Linked DNA regions of Homo sapiens: all the other regions are linked to region 3. Evidence: chromatin loops called from intact Hi-C (ENCODE). Cell type or tissue: HCT116. All regions are shown on one strand. Each heading gives the region's core, and the rest is flanking DNA. Links, peaks and the distances in the headings are about the cores only.

The links. Peaks named below come from ENCODE experiments on the same cell type or tissue, not always from the same donor. Only the 100,000 strongest peaks of a DNase experiment are listed, where the experiment ranks them.
Region 1: it touches region 3 in a loop (2.1-fold over the local background); 6 of 110 quality-filtered maps call a loop at or near these places.
Region 2: a loop joins it to region 3, with 3.0 times the contacts of the local background. A loop is called at or near these places in 9 of 110 quality-filtered maps.

Annotation. Positions count from the first base shown.
Region 1 is chr1:61,687,442-61,698,302 of GRCh38, forward strand. It overlaps TM2D1 (TM2 domain containing 1), which reads right to left. Exons shown (of 7, transcript NM_032027.3): 5 at 7,256-7,329. Among named protein-coding and RNA genes, the nearest start is that of TM2D1, 32 kb to the right of the region's middle. In HCT116, for the core only: no CTCF peak of the experiment used is centred there; a DNase peak (open chromatin) is centred at 5,203; H3K27ac peaks cover 1,010 bases.
Region 2 is chr1:60,151,979-60,162,839 of GRCh38, forward strand. All of the region lies in intron 1 of LINC02778 (long intergenic non-protein coding RNA 2778), which reads left to right. It overlaps LOC107984963 (a long non-coding RNA gene), which reads left to right. Exons shown (of 3, transcript XR_001738092.1): 3 at 6,337-6,827. Among named protein-coding and RNA genes, the nearest start is that of LINC02778, 43 kb to the left of the region's middle. In HCT116, for the core only: a CTCF peak has its summit at 5,045 (motif pointing right); a DNase peak (open chromatin) is centred at 5,093.
Region 3 is chr1:61,836,745-61,847,605 of GRCh38, forward strand. The region is part of intron 17 of PATJ (PATJ crumbs cell polarity complex component); the gene reads left to right. It overlaps MIR12132 (microRNA 12132), which reads left to right and starts at 9,331; the gene lies at 9,331-9,432. In HCT116, for the core only: a CTCF peak has its summit at 6,356 (motif pointing left); no DNase peak of the experiment used is centred there; H3K27ac peaks cover 876 bases.

The DNA.
Region 1 (10,861 bases), core at 3,736-6,235, 150 kb before region 3:
ATTTGCACTTAATGTTGTAGTATTAATGTTTGCAATTTATAAACTTCTGATCTTGTTAGTGTAAAATGTAATTTGTTTGTATATACTTAGGTGGTATTCTACTAAGAATAAAGGAAAAAAAATGTGGTTACCAGTAAGTACTTTATCACCCCAACTTTGGCAATTGATATGACCCCTCATTTAACAGCATTGTCAGTGAAGTCATGTTTCTTAGGTAACTCAAGTATTTTATAAATTTCAAATGTAATGAATGAAGAAGTGAAAGAAAAAAAAAAGACCATTTTATATCAATCTATGCTTTCTCTATCTAAAAGACTTCTGAGTTCCTCCATACAAAGAATGCCAACAGTAACATCAGCAAGATCAGATCATCTCCTGCAAACCTACCAATCTGGTGATAAAAGTAAAAGGATTCAGCTGTCTGCAAGTAAAGGCTAATGCAACCTGTATCCATCCCAACTCCCCCAAATAACTAATACTTTCTTAAAAGTCAGACTACATTTTTGTATCCATATTTCACTTCTGTGTGTGACTAATTTTAAGATGATGCCATTAAAACCATCTGATTAGTCACATTTTAATTAAGCATCAAAATTCCTACACAGTGCCAGAATTTATGCATTCAGAACACCTGACTTCATTTGACTTAAAGAATTCTTAGTATTAATCATAAATGACCAATATAAACACTATTCTTTAAGGAATGAATAAGAGTCACCATTTATATCCTGAGGAAAACATAGCATTGGGATTCGTCTCAGAACCAGTTTAAGATATTCTTTGTTTTGAAAATCCTCTTAAAGGCACTAAAAAAAAATCTACCCACAGGGTAAGTGAACTAAGTGAAATCTACCTAATTAAGGTCACATGACAGAGTAAAAGTTACTCAAATGATCAGTCACTTCGGTTTTCCAATTTATTTTCCCAATATATCACACCAGGGTTAAATAATGATACAGGGAGCTATCTGAAAGATTTGATGTCTATAAAATGTCCTCTGTGGCCAGACACGGTGGCTCACGCCTGTAATCTCAGCACTTTGGGAGGCTGAGGCGGGCAGGTAACGAGGTCAAGAGATCGAGACCATCCTGGCCAACATGGTGAAATCCCGTGTTTACTAAAAATACAAAAATCAGCTGGGCGCGGTGGCACATGCCTGTAGTCCCAGCTACTCAGGAGGCTGAGGCAGAAGAATCGCTTGAACCCAGGAGGCGGAGGTCACAGTGAGCCAAGATCGTGCCACTGCACTCCAGCCTGGGCAATGGAGCGAGACTCTGTCCCCCCACCGCCCCCCGCCACCCAAAAAAAAAAACTCCTCTGTGGCTGGGTGTGGTGGCTTATGCCCATAATACCAGCACTGTGGGAGGTTGAGCCAGGCAGACCAACTGAGGTCAGGAGTTTGAGACCAGCCTGGCCAACATGGTGAAACGCCATCTCTACTAAAAATTAGCTGGGCGCGGTGGCACATGCCTGTAATCCCAGCTACTCAGGAGGCTGAGGCAGGAGAATTGCTTGAACCCGGGAGGTGGAGGTTGCAGTGAGCTGAGATCGTGCCACTGCACTCCAGCCTGGGCAACAGAGCAAGACTCCATCTCAGAAATAAAAATAAAAAAATGTCTTCTGTTTGTATATATTGTTGTCCTACATCTAGCAAACTATCAAGTATACCACCTTTCCAGCATTGGTAGTAGATTTATGGCAATTATGCTTTTAGTCCTTCTTTTGATCAAAAAGGCATAGGCTATGTCTTTGACCAAACAAACTGGCTCACATAGACGTGATTCCATAGCCTTGGCCACACTTTGGTCTAAACTGAAAAGCTTAGGCTTTTAAAAATGTTCGTAAAATGCAAAGATTTTTTAAAAGATAAAAATTAAGAAAAGTGTTTATTAGGTCTACAGCCCCCAAGGAAATATTTTATTTTATTATTATTATTTTTTGAGACAGGGTCTCACTCTGTTGCTCATGCTAGAGTGTAGTACTACAATCACAGTTCACTCTGCAACCTTGATCGATCTCTCAGGCTCAAGTGATCCTCCAACCTCAGCCTCCTGAGCAGTTGGAACTACAGGCATGCACCACCACACCTGGCAAATTTTTTAAAAATTTTTTGTAGATAAGGAGTTTCACTGTGTTGCCCACGCTGGTCTCAAATTCCTGAGCTCCAGTGATCCTCCCACCTCGGCCTCCCAAAGTGCTGAAACTATAGGCACTCATCTGGAAATATTTTGTTTCTAAAAATAAATGGAATCTATTATCAGACTATTCTTGGAAAAGATAATAGGTTCCTCTAGGGCAAGGACCCCATGTTATCATACCTAAGTTGATGCTCACTAAACCGATTTCCACTGATGCCATAATGTATAGTTTATCATATCAACTTTCATTTTTATTCATTACCTCTCAAGTGACACTGTGCAATTCAGGAATTTAGCCCTATTATGTTTTGAATGTTTGTGTCCCTACAAAATTCCTATGTTGAAGTCTAACCCCAAATGTGTTGGTATTAAGAGGTAGGGCCTTTGGAAAGTTATTAAGTCATTAGGGCTCCACCATCCACTAATGGGATTAATGACCTTACCCTTTACACCATGTGGGCACATATAGAAGGCACCATCTATGAAGCAGAGAGTCCTTACCAGACACTGAACCTGCTGGTGTCTTGATACTGGACTTCCCAGCCTCCAGAACTATAAGAAGTAATTTTCCATGGTTTAGAAATAATCTAGTCTAGGCCATGCACAGTGGCTAATGCCTGTAATCCCAGCAGTTTGGGAGGCCAAGGTGGGTGGATCATTTGAGGTCAGGAGTTCAAGACCAGCCTGGCCAATATGGTGAAACCCTGTCTCTACTAAAAATACAAAAATTAGCCAGGTGTGGTGGTTGGCACCTGTAATCCTAGCTACTCAGGAGGCTGAGGGATGAGAATCGCTTGAAGCCGGGAGGCAGAGATTACAGTGAGCCGAGATTGCGCCACTGTACTCCAGCCTGAGCAATAGGGCAAGACTCAGTCTCAAAAAAAAAAAAAAAAAAAAAAAAACACAAAACAAAACAAAAAGAAATAATACAGTCTAAAGTATTTTGTTATAGCCCCAAATGGACTAAAACAGGTCCTACATAAAAACAATCACTTTTTTAAAAACTACATTTTGCATCTCATCTTGCTTGCACTAGGCACAAAGCCACACTTTGTATAAGGCATACTGCATACAGTTTCAAATCAGCAAAAATTTTTAAGGGCATACTCTGTTTAACATAACTGGTACTATAGCAGATTAATAAAAGTCATTTTTCCTCAAAAAATTTATGTGTGAAAAGTCAAATCCATTGTTTAAAAGTTAAAAACTAATACAAAGCAGTATATAACCCAGTGTTAGAGTGGTTTATAATAAATATCAAACTCATGAAACATACTTTACCAGTCTGTTAAATGTATTTATAAAATTCATAAATGTTTCAGACATTATGCTAAATTTCTGCTGCTTGTATGGTTATTAGTTCTTTAAGGAAATCCACTCTGTCATATTAATAGGAATGAAAGTAAAAGCAATTTCTTCCATGATGAACAGAATTTTTAAAAAATTGTGACAAAGAAAGAACCCAGCATACTTCCAATAACTTTCTGTATTGTAATACTTATTTCCATTTTCCCTCCACATATCCTCATCTTTCTGATTCGTGGCTGTTTGTCTCCACTTAATATAAGAGACTTTATTTTCTTTTTATTTTGCAGAATATACGTCAGTGATTTTGGTATAATTAAAAATGCCCAGGCCAGGCATGGTGGCTCACACTTGTAATCCCAGCACTTTGGAAGGCAAAGGCGGGCGGATCACCTGAGGTCAGGAGTTTGAGACCAGCCTGACCAAATTGGTGAAACCCTATCTCTACTAAAAATACAAAATTAGCCGGGCATAGTGGTGCGTGCCTGTAATCCCAGCTACTTGGGAGACTGAGGCAGAAGAATCGCTTGAACCTGGGAGGCAGAGGTTGCAGTGGGCTGAGATCACACCATTGCACTCCAGCCTGGACGACAAGAGCAAAACTCCATCTCAAAAAAAAAAAAAAAAAAAAAGTCCAGATTGTGTGAATGAGGAAAGAGGTTTAAATATAATCAAAACAATCTCATTTTTCTGATAAAAAACTCGTATTATCTAATCTATCCTTCATGACATATATAAAAATATAAGGAGGCTGGGTGCAGTGGCTTATGCCTATAATCCCAGCACTGTGGGACACCAAGGTGGGTGGATCACCTGAGGTCAGGAGTTCGACACCGGCCTGACCAACATGGAGAAACCCCGTCTCTACTAAAAATATAAAATTAGCCAGGCGTAGTGGTGTGTGCCTGTAATCCCAGCTACTCAGGAGGCTGAGGCAGGAGAAACGCTTGAATCCAGGAGGTGGAGGTTGCGGTGAGCCGAGATCAAGCCACTGCACTCCAGCCTGGGCGACGAAAACTCCATCTCAAAAAAAACTTAAAAAAAAAAAATATATATATATATATATATATATATATGTATATATATATGGCACAAAATAATGAGTGTCTTTAAATATTCAAAACTACCTTATGAATAACCATATATATATATATAGTAGTTATATATACAATAGTTACCCACAGCTGAAAGATGGTATGCTATACATGTATCACTGATTTAGATTTTCTGGACTGTATTCTATGTATTATTTCATGCCATGCATCATCATTCATATTATCTGTATATTTTTAGGAACAAAAGATAGAAAATTCCAAAGTTTAATAACAAATAGACAAACTCATAAAAGTATTTTCAGGAAACATAGCAACATGTAAAGCTTACTTTAGCAATATGGGCATTATACTTTGTATTGTTTCTGTTCAAAGACAAACTATAACTAGACTACAGTATGTTTTTATAGGTCTTGAATCCATGCCCGATACGTTTATGGGATCACAGTCCAACAGAAACACATTGCTACTCACTGGAAAATAATATTTAATGGCAAAAAAGAAAGAAAGAAAGATGGAAAGAAGGAAGGAAGGAAGAAGAGAGAAAGAAAGAAAGAAAAAGAAAGAGAAAGAGAAAAGAAAGAAGGAAAGAAAGAGAAAGAAAAGAAAAAAAAGAAAGAGAGAAAGTCATGGCAAGAATGGGGAAGGAAAGAAAAATAAACAAAAAGATGAGCCAGGGCCAGGCACAGTGACTCATGCCTGTAATCCCAACACTTTGGGAGGCTGAGATGAGAGGATCGCTTAAGCCCAGGAATTCTCCTCTAAAACTGATGATGTCAACATCAAATGTTAAATATGTTAAATGACATGAAGAATAAGGCTACCCATCTTATTTGGCTATGCTTGAAATGGATTTATTATAATCTCCCTCAATTTGAAAGCAGTCTAAACTGATCATATCTGTGAAAATGTCTTATTTAGGGGAATTTACTGCAGATGTTCACACACTCTAACTCTACACCTCAATAATTTCTTAATGTGATCGACTCCTAATCCCAGAAGATCTTTAAGTTAAACAACTAGAGGCCAGGTGCAGTTGCTCACGCCTGTAATAATAGCCCTTTGGAAGGCTGAGGTGGGCAGATTGCTTGAGCTCAGGAGACCAGCCTGGGCAACATGGGGAAACCTTGTCTCTTCAGAATATACAAAAATTAGCCAGGTATGGTGGCGCACACCTGTAGTCTCAGCTACTTGGGAGGCTGAGGTGGGAGGATCGCTTAAGCCCAGGAGGCAGAGGTTGACAGTGATCTGAGATCACACCACTGCACTCCAGCCTGTGTGACACAGTGAGACCCTGTCTCAAAAAAACTATTTATTGTAAAAAGTTCAGGTATAAATGAATCAGAAAGCAGTGACTGAATCAAATTAGCTCTATAATTTGATATAACTAAAGCTACAATTCAATAATATCACCAAAGAAAGAACCTAGCATGAAAATATTAACTAAATGGTTCAGTTTCAAAGACACTTTGAATTCTGGATATCTTAACTCAAAGAATCCCAATAATATATTAAATTCCTTGGATCCTCACTGAAAGTGAGAAGCTCATTTCTAAGCATATGTGCACAAGTACCTTAGCCTCTTCATGCCTGCTTGCCTGTCCCACAGTTAGAGAAGGCAGGATATTTGGTTAGGCATATGTTTACGAGTACAGACAGGAAAATTCCAACTTTAAAACCAAATATTTTCCTTGTTTAATTCTGGTATCTTATTGGTCCATATGCTGCCTCCTCCTCACAGTATGGTATCCAAATCTCCTAGATTGTGACTTTCTTTTAAAGCATAATGATAACATCAAGCAGACAGAATTGAAGAGTGGAAATACTATATGAGAAAGCAGAGCAAAACAGATGATGCTCTAAATGCAACTGACACACTTGCTAAAGACGTTAGGTGCTCCATAAATGCTTGTTGAAATGCTGTTTGTCAACATTTGTTGTGAAAAATTCATCTCTTTCTCTAAGAATCCTCATGAGTTAACCACAATCAGTTCTACATAATTTAACAGAAAACATCTGGTGGCACTTTTAAATGTTTAAGGACAGCATTTCACAAACTATGCCCGCCCCCAGTCCCACTGCAGCAGGAGAAAATAAGGCTATGGAGAAAAGCAAGATGAGTTATCAGGAGAGCCCTAAACATGTATATCATTTGTTTATACATATCTGTTCTACATTCTCAGATTTTCTAAAGAACGCCCTTTTTTTTTTCTTTTTAGCTTAAGCTAGCTGGATTTCAGTTTCTGTAATTTGCAAACAACACAATACTAGTATGGAGTGCCTGTCCAGTGCAAAAGAAAATCTTGTCTCTGCTTCCACAATGCCCATATGTATAACAGAATCCTATCAATGCTTTTATGGTAATTGACAAGGTGACAGTGACTATGAGGAAAAGAAACGGGTTTGAAAAATAACCACAATCCCTCTTAGAGACAACATATATTAAAAAGATTTTGAGAACTTATTCAGTAAAGAAACTTCTTTAACTCAATTGAACTCACATTTACAAATCATATTTGAGCACGGGATATTTTTTAATGAACTTCTTATGTCTTTGAGAACTACTAACTGGTAGAGCACAGTTTGAGAAATGCTAGTTGGAAACATGACCAGGATTCCTTAGATCTAGTACATGAAGAAAAATGGAAACAACCATTCTTCTCTGCTTCCTCGTATACTAAACATTTTAAATAGAACAGGAGATCACAGAACTCAATTTTGAATGTAAAAGTAGTTTACATTCTAGATTGAGAAACTTACCTGCATTGAAATAAGAATGAAATCAATTAGGCTCCCAATTCCACAAAACCCTACAGTGCAAAACTTTAACAAACCTAGAAAAGAAGGTAAAGTCATTTATAATCTGGAAGGTCTTCTAAATATTAACAAACTGCTCCATTTTCCAATAAACCATTATTATATATATATATCACACTCTTTATATCAAGAACATAAAAGTAACACTTAAAGAAATCAAATCTTCACTTGAAAATGAGAAGAGTTTAAAGGAACCCTCTACACAGAAATGCCAAAAAATAATTTAATTCCCTTAACAAATAAATATTAGTAACTGAAAAAAACCTCAATATAATCTAATAAAATTTCTAAGAGAAAAGGCCTAAGGAAATAATCCTTAAATCTCAGTACACCAGAGTTACATCTTTTAGTCCTAAAATCCTTAATTACTTATTTAGACTTCATACATTATGTGACCCAAAATTTACTATACATTTGGAGAGTTAAAATATAAAAATTGTCATGCCAAAAAAAAAATCAGGAAAAAACACTGCTCTTGTTGTAAAATTGCAAAATTTTATTAGCAATCCAATTACCTTTATCTTATATATTTCTTTTTCCTAAGGATCACCTGTTTATTAGCTCTATAGTCAAAATCAACAATTCTGTGCTGAGCACTATATACAGCTTTGTCCTTGGTCCCAACCCAAGAGCTAAGATGCTAAAATAGATGATAACAGAGTATCTAATATGGGACATCTACAATAATATAACCCAAAAACGATTGTAAGAGGCAGATTGGGGGTGGGCTGGGGGTGGGATGATTAATCTCTTATGAATTTAAACTTGAGTTTCTTACAAGACATCTCATATGAGATATAAAAATGGTATAAGACAAGACTCTTTGTGAAAATGTAGTTCCATATATCAACTACAAATAGATGCCAGCTAAAAATCCTAAGAGAGGATGAGATCACACATCTCACAGAGGATCACACAGAGGATTCTCCCACAACCTGAGAATACACAAATAAGATTGAACTATGTAAGGACATTAGATGACTTTTTCCCCCACATATAGCAGAATAATGTTGCAAGTACAGAAATAACATGGCGGCAATAAGTTAATAACTATTAAAATACAGAAATAATTAAAAATTTTGCTTTTAGTTTTCCTCAAAACATTCACTTACCTAACATTTTATCTTTGATTACTATCTGTCACACAGAAGCCCCATTAGGGCAGGGCCTTTTATCTGTTTTCTTTACTCCTGTGTCCTTAGTGCCAACAACATTGCCTGGCACATAGTAAATGCTCAATATTTGTTGCATAAATTGATAAATATTCTCGTATTTCTGCTTCCCAAACACTCCCATCATTTCATCCATTACCTTAATAAAAACTCCTTTAGTTTTTTCATTAGTTGCATGGTACTATTAGTTGCCCAAAGAAAATTGTCTGCTGAGGTTTTATCCAGCGTATTTCATATTTCCGAAATGTATTCCTCTTCACAAAGCATGTTAGTATAAACTTGAGAATGTCATAGTTTCTTTTTCTTCAATTTGTTTATAAAAAAGAATATTGGCCAGGCGCGGTGGCTCATGCCTATAATCCCAGCACTTTGGGAGGCCGAGGCAGGTGGATCACCTGAGGTCAGGAGTTAGAGACCAGCCTGGCCAACATGGCGAAACCTTGTCTCTACTAAAAATACAAAAATTATCCAGGCATGGTGGCATACGCCTGTGATCCCAGCTACTCAGGAGGCTGAGGCAGGAGAATCACTTGAACCTGGGAGACGGAGGTTGCAGTGAGCTGAGACTGTGCCACTGGACTCCAGCCGGGGCAACAAAGCCGGGGCAACCTTGTCTCAAAAAAAAAAAAAAAAGAAAGAAAGAAGAAAAAGAGAGAATATTAAGTATAGTCCCTCTAAAGTTATATCTTTAACTGCTAATCCATGAAGAATAGGTAATCACATCAGGGCTTTGGCTTTTTTTGTGCCATTTTCCAAGGATGTTCTTCCTTTTAGACCACTTCTTTAGAGAAGTCTTCCCTAACCTGCCTGTCTGAAGCAGCATGCCACCCTATCCCTGCCCCATAACCCACTATGCCTGGCTAGTTTTTAAAATTGTTTGTAGAGACAGGGTCTCACTATGTTGCCCAGGCTAGTCTTGAACTCCTGGGATAAAGTGATCTTCCTGCCTTGGCCTCCCAAAATGCTTCGATTACAGGCCATCACACCTGGCCTAAATTTTTTTTTTTTTCTCATACCTCTCAGGAATGAATGAAGTTTTTGATTATAATAACTGTAGTAGCAGAAATAGTGACAACAAAAGTAGTTGCTGGGCTAACATTTATCAAATGTATCTTATCTCGTTTAATTCTTATTGCCCTTCCTGTCTGTGTTCATGAAGTATTTTTATATTTGGAAACCTAAAACAAGTTTAAGATGGCATTATTGGAAACTTCATTACTAAAATCATCCTTTGCCTTAAATTTCTAGAAATAGATGGACCATAGTTAACATCACACGTTTGGAGTAAGATATGCTGTAAGTCACTGTAATGATTAAACCTTCAAGTTTTTTTTTTAACAGTGAACTGGTAAGTTTAAATGTGTTACTCCAGGAGTTTCTTTCTTTTCTTTTTTTCTTTCCCTCTTTTCCTTTCTCCTTCTTTCCTTCTTCCCTTCCTTCTTTCCTTTGCAGGGTCTCACTATTTCCAAGGGTCTCACTGTGTTGCCCAGGTTGGTCTTGAACTCCTGGCCTCAACTGATCCTCCTGCCTTGGCCTCCCAAAATGTTGAAATTACAAGTGTGAGTCACCACACCCAGCCTCTTGATTTTTTAAAACAGCTTTATTGAGTTATAAATGACATACATTAAAATGACATACAATGACCTAAATGACATGCAATGACATACACTGTACATATTTAAAATGTACAATTTGATAAATTTGACACTTGTAAACACCTGTGAAACAATCACTATAATAAAAAAAGAACATATCTGTCACACCCAATAGTTTCCTCATGCCCCTTTGTAATTTCTACTTCTTGTCTCTCCTTGCCCCCGTCTTTCCCCAGCAAGCACTTATCTGCTTTCTGTCACTATAAATTTGTTAGTTCCTTAAACTTTTAAATATTATCTCTGATCTGTTCTCTAGTTTCCTTAAATGTATTACTCCAGGAGTAGGTAATATTTACCAGTTCCAAACAAAGATATTATTCCCTTATCCAATATTTTATCTTAGCAGAAACCTCTCATGTTCATTTTTGTGAAGCATCCCTAAGAAAGTGTTCTGTAGCAAAGTATCTAGATTTTCTTAAATTTATCATCTTACTCTGTTATGGGTGTTATTACATTACTTTCCCAATAAACATATTTCTATGTGATTGTTTTAAATGGCTGCATAGTATTCTGTTGTGTTACGCACTGTACCTTAATTTTTTTAGACAGTTCCTCCCTACTGAACATTTAGCCTGTTTCTAGTTTTTTTTGATATTCATATGACAAATATTTATCAGAGTCTTACTGTCAGGTTCTGTTCAGGATACCAACTTGCCTAAGACAGATAAGGCCTCTGCCTTTAAGAATGTACATTCCAGGCCAGGCGCAGTGGCTCACGCCTG
Region 2 (10,861 bases), core at 3,595-6,094, 1.7 Mb before region 3:
AGAGATTACTTTTTGGATGTACCAACATCTGTTTAAATTGTGATATCCAAGAATAAAAATATTATTCCAGATATGATTTGATCAGGGAAAAGTAGTGAAGAGTTCATTCTAGGCACTTGGTTTTATTAAGTACAGCCAAGATACTGACTAAGATTTATTGAGTACTTATTATATGCAGGCAATTTCTTAAGAGTTTTAAATGCGTCATTTTATTTAATCTTTATAGTAGCCCTATAAAGTAGGAACTATTCTTATTACATTTCACTGACTGACAATTGGAAGCCAAGATGGGTTAAATAATTTTCACAAGGTCACTGAGCTAGTAAGTGGCAGAGCTGGAATTTGATCTAAGGTTTGCTTGACTTCAGAATTCAAGCTTTGAAGTGATACATGATAACTTCATGTGTGTTGATAGGTGTCACTCATTTCCCTTCCATCCTATAGGTTTCTTGAACCAAGTGCTGAGCACGGAGTACAGCACCAGAGGCTCTCATGGAATGGGGGTTGAATCCCTATGGTGCAGATATTACTAGCTCCCATTTTGCAGCTGAGAAAACCGAGGCTCAGTTTAACAACAAATATTTACTAAGAGCCCTACTAAGTCCCAGGCATAGCACTGTTGCCAACAGTGAAACAATAGTAAGCACAGAGTTTTATGAAAATAAAGAGTCCTATATCTGGACTCACAGGTCAATACTATTTCACAACATTACAGCTTTTCATCCAACAAAATTTTTCAGAATCAATGTGGAAGAATGAAATTTGCCATCTCTAGCAAATAAAAAAAAACTGTTCAGGCAAATGAAGATGTCCCCTTTCGATAGTTTCTGGAGAGAAAGATGTGGTTCTGATGAGGAAAACATAATAATGTTCAGTCAAGGAGTAGAAAGAGGCTTTCTTTAACCTCTCTCCACAAATCTAAAGTTTTTTTAAATGCCCGTTCCCCCCACCTGACAAATGTAGCATTCTTTTAAATATGTAGTAAAAGTGTAAATCAGAACAAAGACCATATTTCACACCAAGAGGCTTGTATATCCATCAGGTATTTATGGTGCTGCTGTTAGCCAACTCTTCCATCTGGAATGTCTTTAGTCATCTTTCATCTGGTACACCTATTAGAGGAATGCCAGAGCCATCCATAACAAAGGGGCTCATCTTTTAGAACCCCTTTGGCAGGAAGGAGAAATCCAAAGGTTTCCCATAAAGCCTGTGTTTCACATTGCGTTTAATGCAGTTGTTTGATATGATAATGTCTTTGGGGGAAACTTGGCCCTGCCCCTCAAGGATAATAATGGACAGTTATTTTATTCTGTTGTGCTGTCTAATGAGGAACCATCTATTAAAAGCACAAGGGTTTGTATAATCTACAAATTATAGAGGGAAGAGATTGTAGATCCTTTTCCTCCCTCCAACAAAACTAAAAGACTTGGCCAAAAAAAAAGAGACCTTATTATTATTTCTAAATTGGGTGGTGAGTACCTGTTATCATCTAAAACCAGTTAAAAAACAAAAACAAATCGGGAAAAGTTTAATGGACTCTCCCATTAAACATAATTGAATATTCTTAGAACAAAGCTGTTACACAGATATTTTCCAGTTTGTTCAAGTAAAGGTAAAATATAAAATCTAAACATGAACTTTTAAAAATAATCATTTCCAAAGGATGAATACATCGCTGGGAAAAAAACAACAGCTTTAACTGTCACTTTGAACACTGCAATGCTATTTCATTAGTCCCTCAGCAGAATGTCTCATTATGAAAATAATATGTGGGGAGTTCTTAGTTCAAAAAAGCCAGGAGACAAATTCATTGCTAAAATGTTCCAGAATGTCTCAGAAGGAAATAAAACTACCAGAACTTTCATCCTATTCCAACCACAGACACAATGTCCATGAGGAACTGTCATTCTTTTTGACATGACTGCTCAGTATAGGGTTGGGAAATGCCTCCAAGCAGAGGAACCCATTCTGGAAGCCACTCTAACTGCTCTCATCCTCAGCATAGATGTAGAAACACAGGCCTGCAAGTGTCTCCTATCAATTAGACATTCAGAACGGAGAAGGGCTGTCTAAATGCATGGGGGTGAGGAAGCTGCAGGGCTTTATGCCTTATTAATTGGACATTGCTATTTAAACTCTTGAAGACTCCAAATGGTTTTGGCATGTGGTCAGAACCATAAAATAAATGGACTCAATAAGTGAAAAGGAATACTCTGAGCTAGGCCATTTCCTGTTCCTCCCTAGAATCCTAAACTGTGTCTGGTACCAGAATTTCAAGCTCAAATCTCAGCTGAATACTCAGCAAGCCGTTAAGTGCTGCTGCAACTGTAATTGAGACTTTTCTTCTTCTCCTTTTAGTTCTGGCCTCTTCAAGAGGTGGTGGCGTGAATAAATAACCACCTTTATTTTAAATTGGCCAATGAGTCTACTTCCGTCGAAAGAAATTGCCCAGCAAAATAAAGCCTCACTTGATTTGTACGTGTGTGGGTGGTGGGGGTTGGTGGAGGGAGTATTTCATTAAGTCATAGTGCCTCTTCTTCCATTTGAATGAGTTCTTCCATGCAAATTATCCTGAAAAGAAGTCTACTTCTGGCACTAAGCATGGAAGAGGGTCTATTTCCAGAAAAGAAGGTGGCAGGACAGACCAGAGTAGGTTCCCATCTGTCTTTGCTTCTTTAAGAATCAAGACGGTCTTCTGAAAACAGACTGCTTCATCCCATGAAAATGAGCAGAGAGTCTGGTGATAAAGCAGACACCCTGCCATCGGCATCATCCTGATGAACACTGCATTGCTATTTCATTAATCTCTCACTTCCATGCTTCTCTACCTGTTTTCAGCGCTGTTCATGTCTCCTCACAGTGTGTCAACACAGTGGAAGGAAATAGAGTGTTGGAGCCATCAACACTCTCACTTTCCCTCCTCATCCTTGTCGAGCAGATTATGCTTTTGTAACTGGTCACAGGTAGCAGGCCAAGAGAGACCTTCTTGAGGGACTGCTGTTTAGGGTGTTAAGAGATAAGCCAACGCGGTCTGTTGGGAAAAGCTGGGGATAGGCGCACTCCTCTACCAAGTCCAGTACAGGAGTTCCTTCAAAGAGGCTCTGCTAAGGGAGCGTAAAAGAGGGGGAAAGGAGCCATCCTTTTTGGCCACGGACTCTGTACCAGATGTTCCCTTTTAAGAGTTTCACATACATTATCACACTTAAACCTCACAGCAGCAGTTTGAGGGAGATCTGACTGCTCCCATTTTATACATAAGGACACTGAGGCTTAGAATCTTAAATGATGTGCTTAAGGTACATGCTATGGACTCGAAAGTTGAAAACTACGCCTGTATATGCCCAAAGTCCTTGGCAGTTTCTGCCAAAGGCTCTTTGTGCCACTTCATGTGAATAATAAAACACTCTGACACACCCCTCCACCCCCACCCTATGCCTCCTATCTGCCTTGGTGTTTATGTCCATTGGCTCTCATCTAAGCATTTTGCATTGGGTGCTTTTTGGTGTCTCAGTTCTTACCCTGCAACTCTACTCATTGCCTTGGCTTTGGTAACCAATATTCATTTTCTTCCAAATAAAACCTAATCTTGGCTCCAAAACTCTATTTCCTTACACTGTTGGCACACTTTGAGGAGGCACGAGCAGCCCTGAAAAAAGGTAGGGAAGCATGCTGCAGAATTTCAAGCCTCTCTCTCTATTAGTTTATTAATTTAAGATAGAATTCAGTGTTAAGAGCATGGGCTTTCGGTTCACTCAGAAGTGGGTTCCAAGCCAGACATTTTCATTAGATGGGTCACTCTGAACAAGTTACTCATGCGCATCAGCCTCAGTATTCTCTTCTACAAAATGGGGATAGAGATGTGCTCCAACCAGATTTATTGTTAGGGTTACGTGACATAATGTATGAAAGCACTAAGCATAGAATAGAGTGCTTAGTGAGCACTTAATAAATGGAAGCTATTATTTACGGTAAATGTTTGAAATTAAATGGTCACCATATTTATTGTAGAGTTGATAAATGAAGCTCATATCCCAGGGAAGAAATGAAACAGTATTATCATAGCATACTTATTTACCTTCCCCCAGAATGCTGAGGTCCTTTCCTACCTCTTCGTGGAAATATTCCTTGCTCTGCAATTTTTCATGTCTTGCAAGCTTCAATCAATACAATTGATTTAATGATTAATTTATTGTGTTCCTCAGTAAAAGCCCAGCATCGACTTCTTAAAATGGAATCTTATCGCATTTTAGACAAACAAAACTAATTGGCGACAATCATTTAAAGGGGAAGCACAAAACATTCTATACACACACACACAAAGTCAAAGCAAATAATGAGAAAAAAAGCTTGTATTATTTTAAGAATGCAAAAGTAGAGGATGAGTTGAAGTGTTCAGGCTTTCTGATTTGCTGAGCTCAAAAGATCATTTGGGCCAATTATGCTTATCTGTGAACTGACATTATTCATGACCTTTACATCCTGCCCTCTCTAAAACGACTTCAGGATTTTTTTTTCTGCTAGTAGTATGAGGAACAGTTGTGCTCTTCATTGCCTCATGGTTTGTTTTTATCTCAGACTAACCATGAGGCCTCCATCCTTCCCACTGGCATGTAGAAGATGTAGAGACAATCCTTGTATTGCATTTCTAGTTATGCATGTTTTAGATTGTTTCATTTCAAATGTGTGGGGTTTTTTTATTTCTACCATTTTGTTTCTCCTTGCTTCATCTTGCCCACCAAATTATAAAATGGATTACCTAGTGGAACTTCAAAGCATCTTTTTAGTTGCCTGTGTATATTTGGAACAAGGTAAGGGATAAATAAATACAGAAGTTAGGGGAAAAAAAAGTCTAGTTTCTTGTTCTCCTGTGCCACAGCCTAGTTTTGTAGTTGGCTACTTGCATAGTATTTGCCTTCTGTAGAGAGCTAATAGACTCTACCAGCAGCTCCCCACCCTGGTGGTTGGTTCTTTCTTTGCTGTCCTATCCTCTCAGGTGCCTTCCTTAGAAAGTCTGAGAAGGCTGGTGAGCCTCCAACCTGTGGGAGGTGGTTAAGGGAGGGCCTCGGGAGGCTGACTTGGCCACATGGTGTCAGTCTTGCAGCACTGATGTGAGAATTCTGGGACTTGTCTTTGGCAGCAAGAAATGTTCCATGCTTCCCCCATACAACTCTCACGTGAACCAGGATGAAATAGCATTTGTTAGAGGTTTTGTCTGCTCCAGGGGGAAGGGATAGGAGCTCTCTTTGAGATATATATATATATATATATATATATATATATATATATATATACTTTCCTAGCTGAGCTGTGTGTATGGTAACTTTTACACAATGGAAGGAACAGTAATTTTAAAAAATAATTTTCTTCACCAGGAGCCTTCTTGGCAAGATTGTCCACCCAGCACCACACTGAGTGAGCCTGCTGAGGCAGCCAAGTATCCTGGTGAAATCCTGGGCTTTGGAGCCTGACAGACCTGTGTTTGCATTCTCATTCTCCTAGCCCTGCACCCTGGCTAGCTGTGTGACCTCAAGCAATTTTTAAACTTTCTGTGCCTCAGTTTCTTCGTCTCCAAAATACCATTTATAATACCCATTTCAGAGGAATGCTGTGAGAATTAGGTTGGGTTGGCTTATAGAGCACAAGCTTACCATAGGTGCTCAGTGAATGAGAGTTATCAATAAAATGTGAGCTGCTCTCTATTTTACGTTTAAAATATATCTTCTACATTTTTTCCACAGAAACCAGTCAGAGAGGGAGAGAGAGAGAAAGCACTACAGTGGGGAGTGTGTGTGTATGTGTTTGTGTGTGTGTTGCTCAAGTGATGTGTACAGGAAGTAAAATCCTCCTAATATATTACATGTGACAGCTGCTGAACCTGTATCCTAACATCTCTTTCCCTGCCCAATAGTTCCATGACTCTCTCCTAGTGACAATGAACATTTCTACGATGCTTACTAATGACAGACAGCACAACACAGAGCATGAAACAGCCTCTCCCCAGGAACAGAGCTCAGCAACCCTATGCTCTAGCATCATCTGCACCAATTCTTTGATGTTCTCAGTGCTGGAGACAGCCTACTCAAAGGAATGCAGGGTTTGGAGTCAAGGAGTCAAGTGTAGGTAGGAATTTCAGCTCCCAGACTTAACTAGCTGTGTAAGCTTGAGTAACCATTTACTCCATCAAAGTTTCACTTTTATAATTTGTAAAAATAAGAATAATGCCACCTAATTATTAATGTTGTTTTTTATTGGGGGTTAAATAAGACAGCACAAGTGAAAGCTCTGAAGACGAAGGAAATGCCAAGTCCCTGGTAAATATTTCCTGTTCACTTTTAGATGAAGGCTCTCAGGACTGCCCAATCTGATGGAAGAAATTGCCTTCCTAGACTTGCCAGCATCTCTGGGAACTGTCTTGAACTCCATATCAGAGATATGTAGAGGAGGAAACACACAAGTTCTCTTTCAAACACATTAAGTTGGAGGTGTCTGTTGAATCGGTAGGTGGAGATGTCTTCTGGGTTGGATATACAGGTCTATAGCTTTGGAAGAACTCTGGGTGGAGATTAGGAAGTCGTCTGAATTGAATGAATTTCACTCAAGCAAATAACTTTCTTCCAGGTATTCCCAGTCCCACTTCCCTTCGTCAACTCAATTTAACACATGCCGACTGTTAGGCCCTATTTTCTTTCAGAGAATCTTAGGCTAGCTGGAAATACTGTTCTTCCACTTGGCTCATCCACTCTTGCTTGGACTCCTTCCATTCCTGCCCAGGTATTACAGAATATAGAATCCACGTGGAACTATGAAATTCTGTTTTCTAAGCCATGGCTTCCTACCTTATAAAATTCAGTGTTTCAGATTGATAGTCTCTAGGTTGACCTATGATATGACACTGTTGTAGAATCCTAGAGGGTTGCTGATTACCAGTAACAAACATCCTCTTTTAAGTATTGGAAACTGAGGCCCAGAAGAGCATCTAAGTGATTTTCTCCATCACTGCGAAACTCAGAGCCATCACATCAGTCTGCCTCCTTACTTATAATGTGGTAGGTTATGATCTAGATGGTAGTTCAATTACTTAAGGGGTCAAGGATTAAAGTGTGGCCCTTCTCATGAACCAGCTGTTTAAAGGATTGAAAGGGAACTCTCCAAAGACCTCAACACATAGAACCCTTCATTAATATGAATTATTGTTGACATAGACTTAGACTTGTCATGGGTTAGAAAAAACTCTGGCCATCAAATAAAATGATGAACTGATATGAACTGATAAAACAGTATTCCTCTAAAGGTAAGAGTCAGATGGACCGAAGCTAAGAGTCAGATGGACCGAAGCATCCTATATGCTGGTCCAGTCTTGGCCAATATTTCCCAGTGTGATTATGGAACATGAGTCCCTTGGGGTGCTCAGTTAGAGAAAAAAAGAAAAAAAGCTTTGGAAGAGCTAAATATTCTCTCTCATGTCCTTAAAGGTTCACGGTGAAACAGTATATTAAAAGCTTTAGTTCTAAAGAAATCTGCTCAGAGTTTGTACTCAGTTCAACTCCAGTCTCCCGAATCATAACTAACCATAGAACCTAAAATAAAGCATACATTAGCATCCCATAGAGCAAGTGTTTTTGTGAAATATCTTACCCACTTTGAAATTTCTGATATAAGCACAATTTTGGGTACTTGGTTGGTTTTTAATCTTTCATTTTTGCAAAAATCCAATGACGTGGACATTGTTTATAATGTTAAATGTTACATTGTTTAAAATGTTAAATGTTATAATCATTTTGTGATGAGGAAATGGGACTCAGAAAGGTGTGGGAACTTTGTGAGGCTCACATCATCAATATGCTCTGCTTTTTGCCCTGCTTTTCATTTTATGTTGTTTATAATTTTTCATATATCTATGATGTATCCTTCTTCTGTGTCTTTTTTCATAATAATCTCTATGCCTGGAATTTGAGACTCACCATTCCTGGCTGATCTGTCTTCTTTACCTTTTAAGATGTAGGTCAGCAACCATCTTGGCTGCATTAAGTGTTCCTTCTCCATGACCCCAGAGAAAGCTCTTTATCACTATCTTAATATTGCTCAATTTATTTTGAAAGTTACCATTTATGTGCCATCTTTTCCCAATAACTTATAGGGTCCTTAAGAGCAGATACTGTGTCTTCATTCTTCTTTGTGTACCTCCTCACATGCACAGTACTTATCTTATAATAAATACATGTATATTAAAATTCCCGTAGTAGTGGCTCAGAGTCTCTCTTTTATACTGAATTGAACTGAACTGAACTGCAGCCAGTTCTCCATAACTTCAAAACCCCAAACACTTATCATTATACCACACTGCATTCCATTCCAGCCATAAAAGTTCTATTACATTTTGGCCCAAATAACCAATGGACCTATTTTTGGTCCCATGGTAGCTGGGAATTCTGTGGAGAATTGCAGCAAACAAATTTGGGAGGAGAATGGACACCTAAACTCAAACTTATATTACAGCAAAGACGGCATTAGCAATCTATACATAAATCCCTTAGTACAGGGCCAGGAACAAAGGAATCTCTCAGTAAACATTAGCTATTATACAAGCTGTTAGAATTTCAGAGAATGAGTTCACTCATTGTCAGTAATACTTTTGTTTTCATAATGCCTTGAGTTAAAGATGAGATTCCAGCATTTTTGTAATTGAGTACTTTTGCTGGGTAGATCCAACCTGAAAATTAAGATTCCAGTATAGAGCAGGTGTAGGTAAGTCAGAAGCCACTGGCAAGGCATTCTGGCAGAACAGGTTTGTTTCTCTCAGAGTGAGCTATCTACCCACAATGGACACTATTATCTACAATGGGGGTGTCATCAGGACTCAGACAGAAGAGCTCTGCCTGGAAGCCAAATCTCCCTCCCTTGGCCAGGTGCGATGGCTTACACTTGTAATTCCAGCTCTTTGGGAGGCCGAGGCTGGCGGATCACGAAGTCAGGAGATCGAGACCATCATGGTTAACATGATGAAACCCTGTCTCTACTAAAAATACAAAAAATTTGCCAGGTGTGGTGGCATGCAACTGTAGTCCCAGCTACTTGGGAGGCTGAGGCAGGAGAATCACTTGAACCCAGGAGGTGGAGGTTGCAGTGAGCCGAGATTGCACCACTGCACTCCAGCCTCGGTAACAGAGCGAGACTCCGTCTCAAAAAAAAAAAAAAAATCTCCCTTCCTTCCCCACTGCCACTCACATTTAGCACCACCTACCCATTTAACAAGGCTCTGAAGCTTAAGTGTGCCTGTATTTTTTGAAATTTTGTCATTTTAATTCTTTAAGAAGAGATTTATAGGGTTTTACTGTTTGTGTTACTACCTGTTACTTTCTCTTTCTCTCCTAGTGAAGTTTTCGAGGCATCTCTTCTTTCCCCGTCTCCTCGCTCCCCATATCTGACACTAAACCCTGAAGGTTATTATTTATAAATAGCCCCCATTTTCAGTCTCTGGTCTATTCACAACCTCATATGCTCTGAAACATTTGAATAGGCTCTTGACTTGTCTTCCTATCCCTGGTCTCTATCGGGGAACCTGCCCCCGATAGTCATGTAGGTTCTTTTCTATTTTCCCTAAGCATCAGCTGGGTTGATAAATAAAGGGACAGAGTACAAAAGAGAGAAATTTTAAAGCTGGGTGTCCGGGGGAGACATCACATGTCAGTAGGTTCCATGATGCCCCCTGAGCCATAAAACCAGCAAGTTTTTATTAGGGATTTCAAAAGGGGAGGGAGTGTACAAATAGGGTGTGGGTCACAGAGATCACATACTTCACAAGGTAATAGAATATCACAAGGCAAATGGAGGCAGGGTGAGATCACAGGACCACAGGACCGGGGCGAAATTAAAATTGCTAATGAAGTTTTGGGCACCATTGTCATTGATAACATCTTATCAGGAGACAGGGTTTGAGAGCAACTGGTCTGACCAAAATTTATTAGGCAGCAATTTCCTCATCCTAAGAAGCCTGGGAGTGCTATGGGAGACTTATTTCATCCCTACAGTCTCAACCATAGAATATGGCCACACCGTAGCGGGGCATTTTAGAGGCCCACCCTCAGGGGTGCATTCTCTTTCTCAGGGATGTTCCTTGCTGACAAAAAGAATTCAGCGATATTTCTCCCATTTGCTTTTGAAAGAAGAGAAATATGGCTCTGTTCTGCCTGGCTCACCGGCGGTCAGAGTTTAAGGTTATCTCTCTTGTTCCCTGAACATTGCTGTTATCCTGTTCTTTTTTCAAGGTGCCCAGATTTCATATTGTTCAAATACACATGCTCTACAATTTGTGCAGTTAACACAATCATCACAGGGTCCTGAGGTGATATACATCCTCCTCAGCTTACAAAATGACAGGATTAAGAGATTAAAGTAAAGACAGGCATAGGAAATCACAAGGGTATTGATTGGGGAAGTGATAAGTGTCCATGAAATCTTCACAATTTATGTTTAGAGATTGCAGTAAAGACAGGCATAAGAAATTATAAAAGTATTAATTTGGGGAACTAATAAATGTCCATGAAATTTTCACAATCCACGTTCTTCTGCCATGGCTTCAGCCGATCCCTCCATTTGGGGTCCCTGACTTCCCACAACAGGTATCATTAAAATAAATTGTCCCAGTTCCATGTCTCAAGATCTCCCATAAATCCCAGGAAAAATTAGAACTACTCAACCGACAAGGAAAATTCTTTATAATCTATTCCAGCCACTTCTATGGCCATATCTCATCATTTGCCTCTCCCTGTCCAGGTACACAGGTGCACACTGAACCTTTTACCATTCTCCATTCTGTGTCTCTGTATATTCTCACTGTCAGTAATTCTCTACTTTCCCATGT
Region 3 (10,861 bases), core at 5,292-7,791:
GCCAGGCAAAGGGTTTAGCAAAAGCCATGAAAGGCCACGTCCCTGGCTATTATTGCATTCAGCATGTCCTGTATGAATTTATTAGGTAGCTGAGTAGGGCCAAGGCAAATTCTTGCCCTGCCAGGCCTAGCATGTTCAGAACAAAAAGTACTGCAGAAACATTTAGCTACAGAGAGAAAGTATTGGTAGAGGGAGAGAACTTTTACGTTGTAAAGGGCTTACTTAGCATTATTGTAGAGATTGAAAATTTACTTTGGAATATCTCATTTCAGTTTAACCACTTTTCTCATGAACAGCCTTTTCTCTAGAACAAGAACTTTTTGAAGAGCCTAACAAAATTACATTAATCTATTTCATTGGTGTTTATGTACCTCCAAATTTATAAAATGGAGATAGTAATGTCTAGCACAAAGGATTGTGTGGTTTAAATGAATTAGTGTGTAAGGAAATAGGAAATGTTATGTTATTATGGAAATATATTAACAATTATTCAGTTTAGAAAATAAACACAAAAGTTTTTGATACTGTCCTCAAAGATGGCACCACACTATAATGTTTGTACTCTATCAATTCTTTAACTCTCTAGTTAGATTACAAAAATTAATAAGTAGATGCCTTTGTTTAGTGAAGTCTAAATTTAATCTTAAAATTGTATTCTAAAATGCAGCCAATTCTTGATGAGCCATATGTGAATTACCCAATTGTGGATTATTGGCCAGAAGTTTGCGTTTTATATAAATTGAACTGAACTTTAGGAAAAGAGACCAGGCGCAGTGGCTCACACCTGTAATCCCAGCACTTTGGGAAGCCAAAGTGGGCAGATTGCTTGAGGCCAGAAGTTTGAGACCAGCCTGGCCAACATGGTGACACCCTGTCTGTACTAAAAAATACAAAAATTAGCCAGGCGTGGTGGTGCATGCCTGTAATCCTAGCTACTCAGGAGGCTGAGGCAGTAGAATCCTTTGAGCCTGGGAGGCGGAGGTTACGGTGAGCTGAGATTGCGCCACTGCACTCCAGCCTGGGAGACAGAGTGAGACTCTGTCTTAAAAAAAAAAAAAAAAAAGGGAAAGATGAGTGAGCAGATAAAGGAGCTTGAATTAGTCTATAGAACAATAGGGTAGCTCTCTGGACCGGTCAGTGACTCAGAATATTGATGAAAGTTGTGTAACTGAGCAGAGAAAAGAGGTATGCCTTTATACGTGAAATGATCAGCTGAGTCTGATACACAGTTCTACAACTGAGTCATATGGCCAAAGTACAAAGTGTGAAAATTCATTTCATTAAAGACATTTTAAATTAGATTGGGTCAAAGACAAAAGAGAAAGCAACAGGGAAGACAATAAATGTGATTAGGTTATAAGTTTCTTTATTAGCTCTTAGGGTACAGTGGTAGTAGCTTTGTTGGCTATTATTTGAACAGAGGTAGAATATTTGTTAGTCTCAAATACGCCTAGCCACTTCATGTAGTGGCTAGTTAAAATCCCACTCTGTATGTGTGCCGTATTAGGAGATTCACTGATCTCCATTGTCATGCCTTATAGGATTGTGTCATGGCAAACAATGCGTGTAATTTGTCAAGAGCATGAATATGATGGCTTGACTGAGTACTCTGTTTCTTTTTTTTTTTTGAGATGGAGTCTTGCTCAGTCGCCCAGGCTGGAGTGCAGTGGCGCGATCTCAGCTCACTGCAAGCTCCACCTCCCGGGTTCACGCCATTCTCCTGCCTCAGCCTCCTGAGTAGCTGGGACTACAGGCACCTGCTACCACGCCTGGCTAATTTTTTTTTTTTTTTTTTTTTTGTATTTTTAGTAGAGACGGGGTTTCACCGTGTTAGCCAGGATGGTCTCGATCTCCTGACCTCGTGATCCACCTGCCTTGGCCTCCCAAAGTGCTGGGATTACAGGCGTGAGCCACTGCGCCCGGCCGACTGAGTACTCTGTTTCTAAGCAACAAAACTCTTCAGAAACTTGGTTATAAGTTTTTATACTGTAATTTCTTGCCAGTTTGTAGGTGAGGTTTTTATATTATACCTTAGTTATCTCTGTCTTCTTTCCCTAGTATTTATGTGTAATGTCTTTATTCCTTAGACTATGGTCTCCGTGGAAGATTACTGATACTCCCACTAGTATTAATAACAATGTTAGGTAACATTTACTGAATGTTTACTGAGTGCCAGGTAATGTTCTAATTGCTTTACATGTATTAGGCTATGTATTCCTCACATGAACCATATGAAAGAGATACTCTTATTGTTGTCATTTTAGAAGTGAAGAAACTGAGGCACAGAAAACTTAAGTAATTAGTCCAATTCATACAGGTAGTATATGGTAGAACTGAAGCAGTTGGGCCCCAGGTCTTTTTTTTTCTTTCTTTTTCTTCTGCCGCCGACTCCTCCACCAGGTCTATGCCTTTAACCATCATACTATACTGCTCTTTCCTTTGTGAGTGCTATTTCCATGTGCATTTTATTATAGGGCATCCATACAGTAAACTTATTACAGAAGACCTTTCTGTTTTTTCAGCTTGTGAAAAATTTCATATCTTAAAAACTAAGCTACTAGATAGTATTCTCATTTTTCATGCTTATATGAAAGTTTAGCAGGTATTAAAAATTAATATAGTGTGCTCATATGCATTGTGTAAGAGCTAGTTTTATTGCTTCAGAAGACCATCATTGCAAATTTAAGAATCCTAAACTAGTGCAAGTAATTTGTTGTGGGTTAATGTTCAATAATGAAACAATGATTAGGTAGTCCAAGAGTCTGTAATTTTTAATTTCTACCAAAAAGCTTGAAAAAAAATTAGAACTGTATGGATTTTACCTTCAGTTGACCTTATAAATTAAACATGGCAAGTAGATATTTTCTGGTGTTTTGATTTATGTTGAACTTTGAATAACCCCTCATGATTATAATTCACTGGAAATGTTTGACATTAGCTAATTTTTGAACATTAGCCATGATATTGCCATCCTTGGTACTTTTTGAATTTCAGTGATTTAGAAGATAAAATTTATTAACCAATAATTCTCCTCCCTCCTACATCCTATTCCTCATTCCTCTCCCCTCTTGAGTGACTCAATTTTTGCCAAAGCTGATATTTTTGAAACACTATTTTTATCTCTCTCAAAGTCTGAGAGAGATAAAAATAGAAATCATAATAACATAGCCATTGGGAGGTGATTCATATGTAAATACTGTTAGTAATGCTTTAAAAATTTGCTCGAAACCAAAGTCAAATGGCGACTCATTAAAAAGAATAGTGGAAATATTTCTCCCTATAAAAATTGACAGTTATTAATTTTTCTTAAAAGAGGAAATGGGTTATAAAACCAAAATATAAAATATTGCAGTGTTACTGAGTCTTGAATATAGTATGCCTTAGTATTTGTGCAAAAAATCTAGTGTGTAGTTTTGACTGCCTATTAACTCTGTTAGAATTCTCTTTTTAAAAGATTTATAAAAGTTGTAGGACGGGATTGTATACATTTCATGTATGTCTTTAAGTTGTCTTTTTCCTTACCCTATGCACAACAGAATGACTTTCTGAGCACATTGAAAATGTTTTAAAAATAGGTAATACATACATATGGCAGAAAAATTCAAAGGTGTATAAAGATATCCTGTGACAAGTAAATCTACCTCTGACCATAATCCCTTACTTCTTCCAGGTAAAAAACCTTGGTTTTTCTTGTCCATCCTTCCAGAAACATTTTATATATACATGGTTATATAAGTAATAGTACTTATTTAATTTTAAAAAAACTTTGACATATAAATGGATTATATCATACACACTTTAAAGGCTCTGTATTTTTTTTCTTAAAATTATATGCTCTTTCATTTTGGTACTTATAGAGCTACCTCTTTTTAATGACTACATAGTATTTTTATTGTTGATGTACAATAATTTATTTCATCAGCCTCCTGTACCCAGTTGGTGGGCATTTTAAGTAAGGCTTTAGTGGATATTTTTGTGATACTCTTTTGTTAAAAGGTGGGAATAAATCTTGTAATAGGTAGGTGATAAATTCCTAGAAGTGGAATTACTCATCAGAAGAGCATACTGTATCTTTTAAATTTTGGTACATATTTACCAAATAGCTTGCATTTAAGTTTGTGAGACTCAAATATATTTAGACCACTTAAAATGGATCCTTTCTTATGTAGAGTTATTTCTTTATTCCGATAATTCTCATGGAAGATAGTGTAAGCAGGTGTGTAATTCATGAATTTGCTAATGGTTTTCTATGATGTGGACAGATTAAGTGATAGCAATATATAACTATCAATTTTGTTTCAACTTTATATATGGCGGTAATTAATTTATTGGCCTTTGTAGCTAAGTGGGCATAAAGTGTTTATATTCAGACTATGATATTAGTGCCCCAAACTCTATTTCTATTTCTTCCACTTAATTTTATTTATTTATTTCTTCTTCCACAAATTTTAATCTTGTTTTACTTTTGTTTATTAGAGAATTTAGCTTAAAGTGGTGGGGTTGGGGGGAGGGCATTAGGACTTTAATTTTTACCAAGAGATTTGAGAATTTGAGTAAATGCTAATATCAGTATATAGTTTTCAATAGCCTGTGCAAGCCTACTGTCTTCATGTTCATCTTAGCTAATCAGTTTACAGAATGTAGGATTTAGCATTTGATAGGTATTGATATAATTTTAACACATTAATAGTATATAGAGTGGTAACACTATAAAGTCAGGTATGTAACCATATTATTTCCAGAATCTAAAATATAAAGGATAGGCATGTACTATAAGTTATTATACAGTTTCACATTAATGCTCAAGGGATCTTATAACATGGCCACTGACATCTAGGTTTTTTTTTTCTCTTGCCTTTTTTTTTTTTGGGAGCTCTTTGGGTCCACGTCACCCATATAAGATATTGGTACTAAGCAAAATGCAGTCAATCTGCTACTAATGGCAGTATCTGTAGTCTTGCAGATATATCATATGCCTTACTGTTGAACAAACCACACAGCTGCATTTAAAGGTCACTTTTTGCTTAACGGAACTTAGGGGAACTGATAAAGGCTACTTTTTGCCCATCCCTGACTCCTATCCACATTTATTTTTATTAACATCAAAGTACTGTAAGTTCCAGTGCCAACTGGGCTGAAGATTTCTTTTCACAGAGGATTTGCTTCCTTTCCCTCTATGGGAAAGTTCTGTATCCCTTAAATCATTTTAAGCTGCTTCATTTGAAAAATAATTCTTAGTGGTGTGCTCATGGAGTGGATTGATTGTGGCTACTGGGGAAATTCTCTCATGGCTTAAGTTTTGCTTTTCAAGCCTGCAAAGTGGGTGAATGAAGGGAGCCCACTCCTGGTGTGTGCAGTTTGTAGTGTGCTCAGGATGACGACTGACTTCCAAAAACCTCAGTGCAGCAAGACTAAAGGCATCAGGAGACCAGAAGCCACTTAATAAGAGATCAAAGAGGCTGTGTGTATATCAGCTTGAAATCCAGATAGTACAGATCAAAAGCTTGCCTTAGTGAGGCAGCTGCAGGGGGATAAAGTTAGCAGGAGGCCTCAAAGATCTTAAGTCAGGCCTGATGTTGAACTTTGCAGGGATTTCATCGCTCTGGAATACGAATGTGGCAAAAAATCCCATTGTGTCTAGTGGGGGCGAAAGAGAATAACAGGCAAGCAGCAAATGCTTGTCAGCTTTCTCATAGGGTAGCTTTCCTTTTAACACGTGTTTATCCATGACAGTTTCTGCTTCATACTTGAAGGCATTGTTGAGGAGGAGAGGATCCTGAAGATGGTGAATCTACTGTATTACCTTTAGTGAGTGTTTCAGACGTGGCCAAACTATAAATATTAGTGTTTTTGGAATGGCCATGGAGAGCTAAAATGTGGCCATAAAGGTGCTCAGATTTACTGCCATAACTGGTAATCACATCTCTCCTGCAAAGTGCTCAAGATATCCAGGAAGTGAGTGGGTATCAGCCTGGCTATGCATCTGTCCCTCATGTAATTAAAAAACAGAACAGCTATTAAAAAAAAAAAGGAATAGGAACAGTTAATCGAAAGAAGAAACTCGGTCCCCAGAGGTGTTTCATCACCAGTCTTCTACCTGTAGCAATGGATGTGTTCTGGAGTTCCCAGTTGAGTGTGATGTCAGTATTAAGAACCATGGTAGTAGATAAAGTCATAGCCCTTCCTAGAGTGTGCCAGAGTGATTGAATCAGATTAACAAGTAGGTATTGGAAATCTGTTTGTTCAAGGTGTGATGATTTGTGCTCCTCCACCTTGTTTGTGAGTGTCATTTGGAGCAGGCAGTGATCCAGAAAAGCCAGGCTTTCCCAGTGAGTGCCAGGAAGTGGTGCTGCCTCCTTCTGGTACCAAACATCTAGTCTGTGAATGATGCTTGAAAGCAGATTGACTTGACTGGCTGATTTTTACACACCATTTCTAGGGCTCAAGTTTCCCTTTCAGCCCTTTCCTCTGTATTTTATTTTAATCTGATATTACATTTATCAGTACAGCACTGAACATATGGTATGGTTGAGAGGACTAGCTTACGAGTCAGAAAGCTCCCAAACGTCCAGGTTTGCATTCTGGATATACTCTTGGGACTTTGGCAAGCTTGTTAGTCTTTCTTATTCTCTGTTTACTAAAATGATAATATCTAAAATAGAAGTAATATTTGCTTTATAAGATTACAAGGACTAAATAAAAAGATGAATATAGGCTGGGTGTGGTGGCTCATGCCTGTAATCCCAACACTGGGAGGCTGAGGCAGGAGGATTACTTGAGGCCAAGAGTTCAAGACCAGCCTGGGCAACACAGTGAAACTGTCTCTACAAAACCAAAAAAACTTAGTCAGGCATGGTGGCGTGCACCTGTAGTCCCAGCTACTCGGGAGGCTTGAGTCCAGGAGTTCAGAGGCTGCAGTGAGCTGCGATCACACCACTGCACTTCAGCCTGGGTGACAGAGTGAGATCAGGTCTCAAAAAAAAAAAAAAAATGCATATAAATGCCTATGCTTTTCTTAACTCAAAATAATCAGTGTTCCTATTATATTTACTGAAAAATGATGATAATGATAATGAAGATTTTCAAAGATAGAATCTGGGTACAGATTTGTTGTGCTTGTTATTCATTCTCACCTTTAAAAGATACGAGCCAGTATGGAGACTATAAAAATGAAAAGGTATACTCCTATATATAATAAATATTTGCTGAGCATCTCCTCTTCCAGGTATTGTTCTAGGCATTGGGGAGCTAGCAGTGAACAAATTAGATGAAGTCTGTCCTCATGGAGTTTAAATTCAATTTGGAGTAGACAGACAGCGGACAAATAAGCATATATTACAACAGAATAAAGAGAACAGACTTGGCAACAGCTCTGTACAATATGTTATAATTTTAGCAATGGTGAAAGTAAGACTAAAAGACTCTCTGAGTGTTATTTCTTGGGATCCAGAGAGGCCCCAGGGGGAATTGAGGTCTGCTGTGTGGACAGTAAGGGATTGGACATTCCAGCCACAGTGAATAACCCAGAATTAATAAGTTAGTCCTGATTTCATGTTTTTATTTTCTTTTGTAACTAAATTGCTTAATATTTTCCTTAACTTTCAAATTTTATTTATTTTAATGAAAAATCCTTTGAAAACTTTGTGTTCTGATTTTTTATTTGGAAAACATGGCCACATGGTTTAATAGCTAACAATTACGTACTGCTTACAGTTCCCTCTTTTTTGAGGTTTCCCTTTCCATGGCATCAATTACCCACTGTCAACTGCAGTCTGAAAATATTAAGCTATTTTTGAGAGAGACCATATTCACATAAATTTTATTACCGTGTATTGTTATACTTGTTCTTTTTTTATTATTGTTATTAATCTCTTACTGTGCCTAATTTATAAATTAACCGTTATCATAGGTGATACGGTTTGCCTCTGTGTCTCTACCCAAATCTCATCTCAAATTATAATCCCCATGTGTCAGGGGAGGGACCTGGTGGGAGGTAATTGGATCATGGGGATGGTTTCCCCCATGCTGTTCTTATGATAATGAGTGAGTTCTCACAAGATCTGATGGTTTAAAAGTGTGTGGAAGCTCCCCCCTCATTCTCTCTCTCTCCTGCTGCTGTGTAAGATGTGCCTTGCTTCCCCTTTGCGTTACACCATGATTGTGAGTTTCCTGAGGTGCCCCCCAGCCATGCGAAACTGTGAGTTAATTAAACCTCCTTTCTTTTACAAATTACCCAGTCTCAGGTAGTTCTTTAGAGCAGTGTGAAAATGGACTAATACAACAGGTAAGTATGTAAGGGAACAATCATAATATATATAGGACTTGGTACTATCTGTGGTTTCAGGTATCTGCTGGGGGTCTTCGAACGTATTCCTTATAGATAAGGGGGGACTACTGTACTCTGTGTCAGGAATTGTTTAAAACACTTTAGGTATATTGACTGATAAAATCTTCTACAACCTCCAGGCTGTAGGTCCTGTAATCATCCTTGTTTTATGGATAAGGAAAACTGATGCTGAGGTTAAGGAGTTCACTCATGACCACCCAGTTAGTAAATGGAGCTGAGCTCCTGAGTCTGTGGTTTTGTCAGGTATAGTCTGTAGACCAAAAACAATACTAATTCTTCATAATTATGGCTCAACTGAAAGGTGATAGAAATTTCTAGTTATTTTGTCATTCTAGAGAAACATACTTAATATAATTTTAAAAGCTTTTCTTCAGATTATTCTTGAAGCCTTATGATCCCTTGCCTTTACTCCTCTCACCTGGCCAAAGCTCTTCACTGACATAATTTTTATTTATTTATTTATTTTTTGTCACCCGAGAGTATAAACTGTATGCTTTACCTTGCATTTCCTAGCAGGACTCCTTGGCCTTTTTCCTGTACAGTTTCAAAGTTAGCAAAGTTTTATTTCTACATATTGTGTGCTGTATATCAACACTGGTTGACCTTTCAAGGATTAAAAAGAGCAAAACACTGCAGAATCTTTTCTAAAGAATGAAGGGCATCCTGTGACTTTGACGTGGCTGTGTTGTCAGACAATCTCCCAGTCTAGAGATGGCTCCAATCTTACAGTGTCTGCTCAGGGAGAATGAAGTTTGAGGATGCCATGCTGTTCTGAGCCTTTCTTTATGCATTCAAGAGGTTATAGATCTGCATATCTGGAGGGCATAGATTCAACCCTGTGTTTTCATATTTTAATATTTGAATGTAACACCACGAGGTGAGGGGTTTAGCAGATGATAGCACTGTTGGTCTAAGTTACATATGCTCAGTTGAATTTAGAAGGCAGTAAATCGGATGGAAACTCCTCAAACCCATATGTCCTTTTAACATCTTTTCCATCATAATTCTCATAGTAATAATAGTAATGTTAATATAATAATAATGTTATTATTACTGTGAGAATTATGATGGAAAAGAAGTTATTACTATGAAGCGATTTCTATGGACTAAGCACATTACATGCTTTTAATAACTGTGAAATCTGTACTATTGTTATTTCCATTTACAAATGAGAAACTCAAATCTTCATGATTAAACAACTTGATCACTATCATTCGGCTAGTATTTGTGCTTAGGTTAAGTTGACAGTGATTTGTTTGGAAAATTAAATTCCAAAATCAGTATTTGCAAAGCTTTTAAGTTTTATATGTCTGTACTTTCCCTGCATCATAATACAGTTTCAACTAATACAACTTTTTTCTGGAAGATAATGGACTATTTCTTATTTATAAATTCATATTCTACATTTATAAAAATTGTAAGGTACACTTAACATAAAATTTACCATCATAACTTTTTAAATGAATAGTTTAGTAGTGTTAAGTATATTCACATTTCAACTAATGTAATTTTTGTTATTTTTTGAGAGGGATTCTCATTCTGTTGCCCAGGCTGGAGTACAGTGGTGCTATCTCGGCTCACTGCAACCTGCACCTCCTGGGTTCAAGGAATTCTCCTGCCTCAGCCTCGCGAGTAGCTGGGATTACAGGTGCGCACCACCAAGCCTGGCTAACGTTTTTGTATTTTTAGTAGAGACGGGTTTTCGCCATGTTGGCCGGGCTGGCCTCGAACTCCTTGTCTCAAGTGATCTGCCCGCCTTGGCCTCCCAAAGTGCTGGGATTACAGGCATGAGCCACTGCACCCAGCTACAACTAATGTAATTTTAGTGCTTGGGTACTACTGTCTGCCTGGTGGAACCTTAGGCATTTCAGCAAGATGATGGGGCTTTTAGATAAAGGATAGTTGTATGATTTGTTTTGTTTTCCTTACAACTAGCAAAAGTCCTGGACCAGGACTGACTGGTAACCATGTAAACAATTCCAGCATAACATAAAATTTTCAAGAGATGAAACATCCAAGGAATGTATCTAATACAGAAAGAAGTTATTCAACAGGAGACCAGAAGGGTTATGAGAAAGGAATAGTCTTCAAGAAGTGATTTCCATGGGACTCCTGCTTAAACCATTTAAAATATTGGGGTGCTTAAAATAGGTTTTTAAAGTACTAAGCTTTATAGGATAAAAGTATGTGCAAGCTTATGTACTTTTTGTTCCTCTTAAGAATATATTTTGATCTTTTAGCAGGTTCCTTTGTCCACTTCTCTTCCATTTTGCTTTTTATTGCTTTCTGTGCTGTGCTTACTGTGCAGCTCTGGGACTGTTTAGTTCTATGTCTGATGTGTGGAAAAATCTATTCTTACTGCCTAATAGTGTTTAGGAAGTAATAAGACACAAGGAGCCAGGAACCGTATCAGTTTAATCTATCTTGAGTGGACTGAATGTACTTTGTGGGCACTTATTTTGAACATGATGGTGCTGTGGTAATTGGTATGATTAGTGTAATACTTTGCTATAT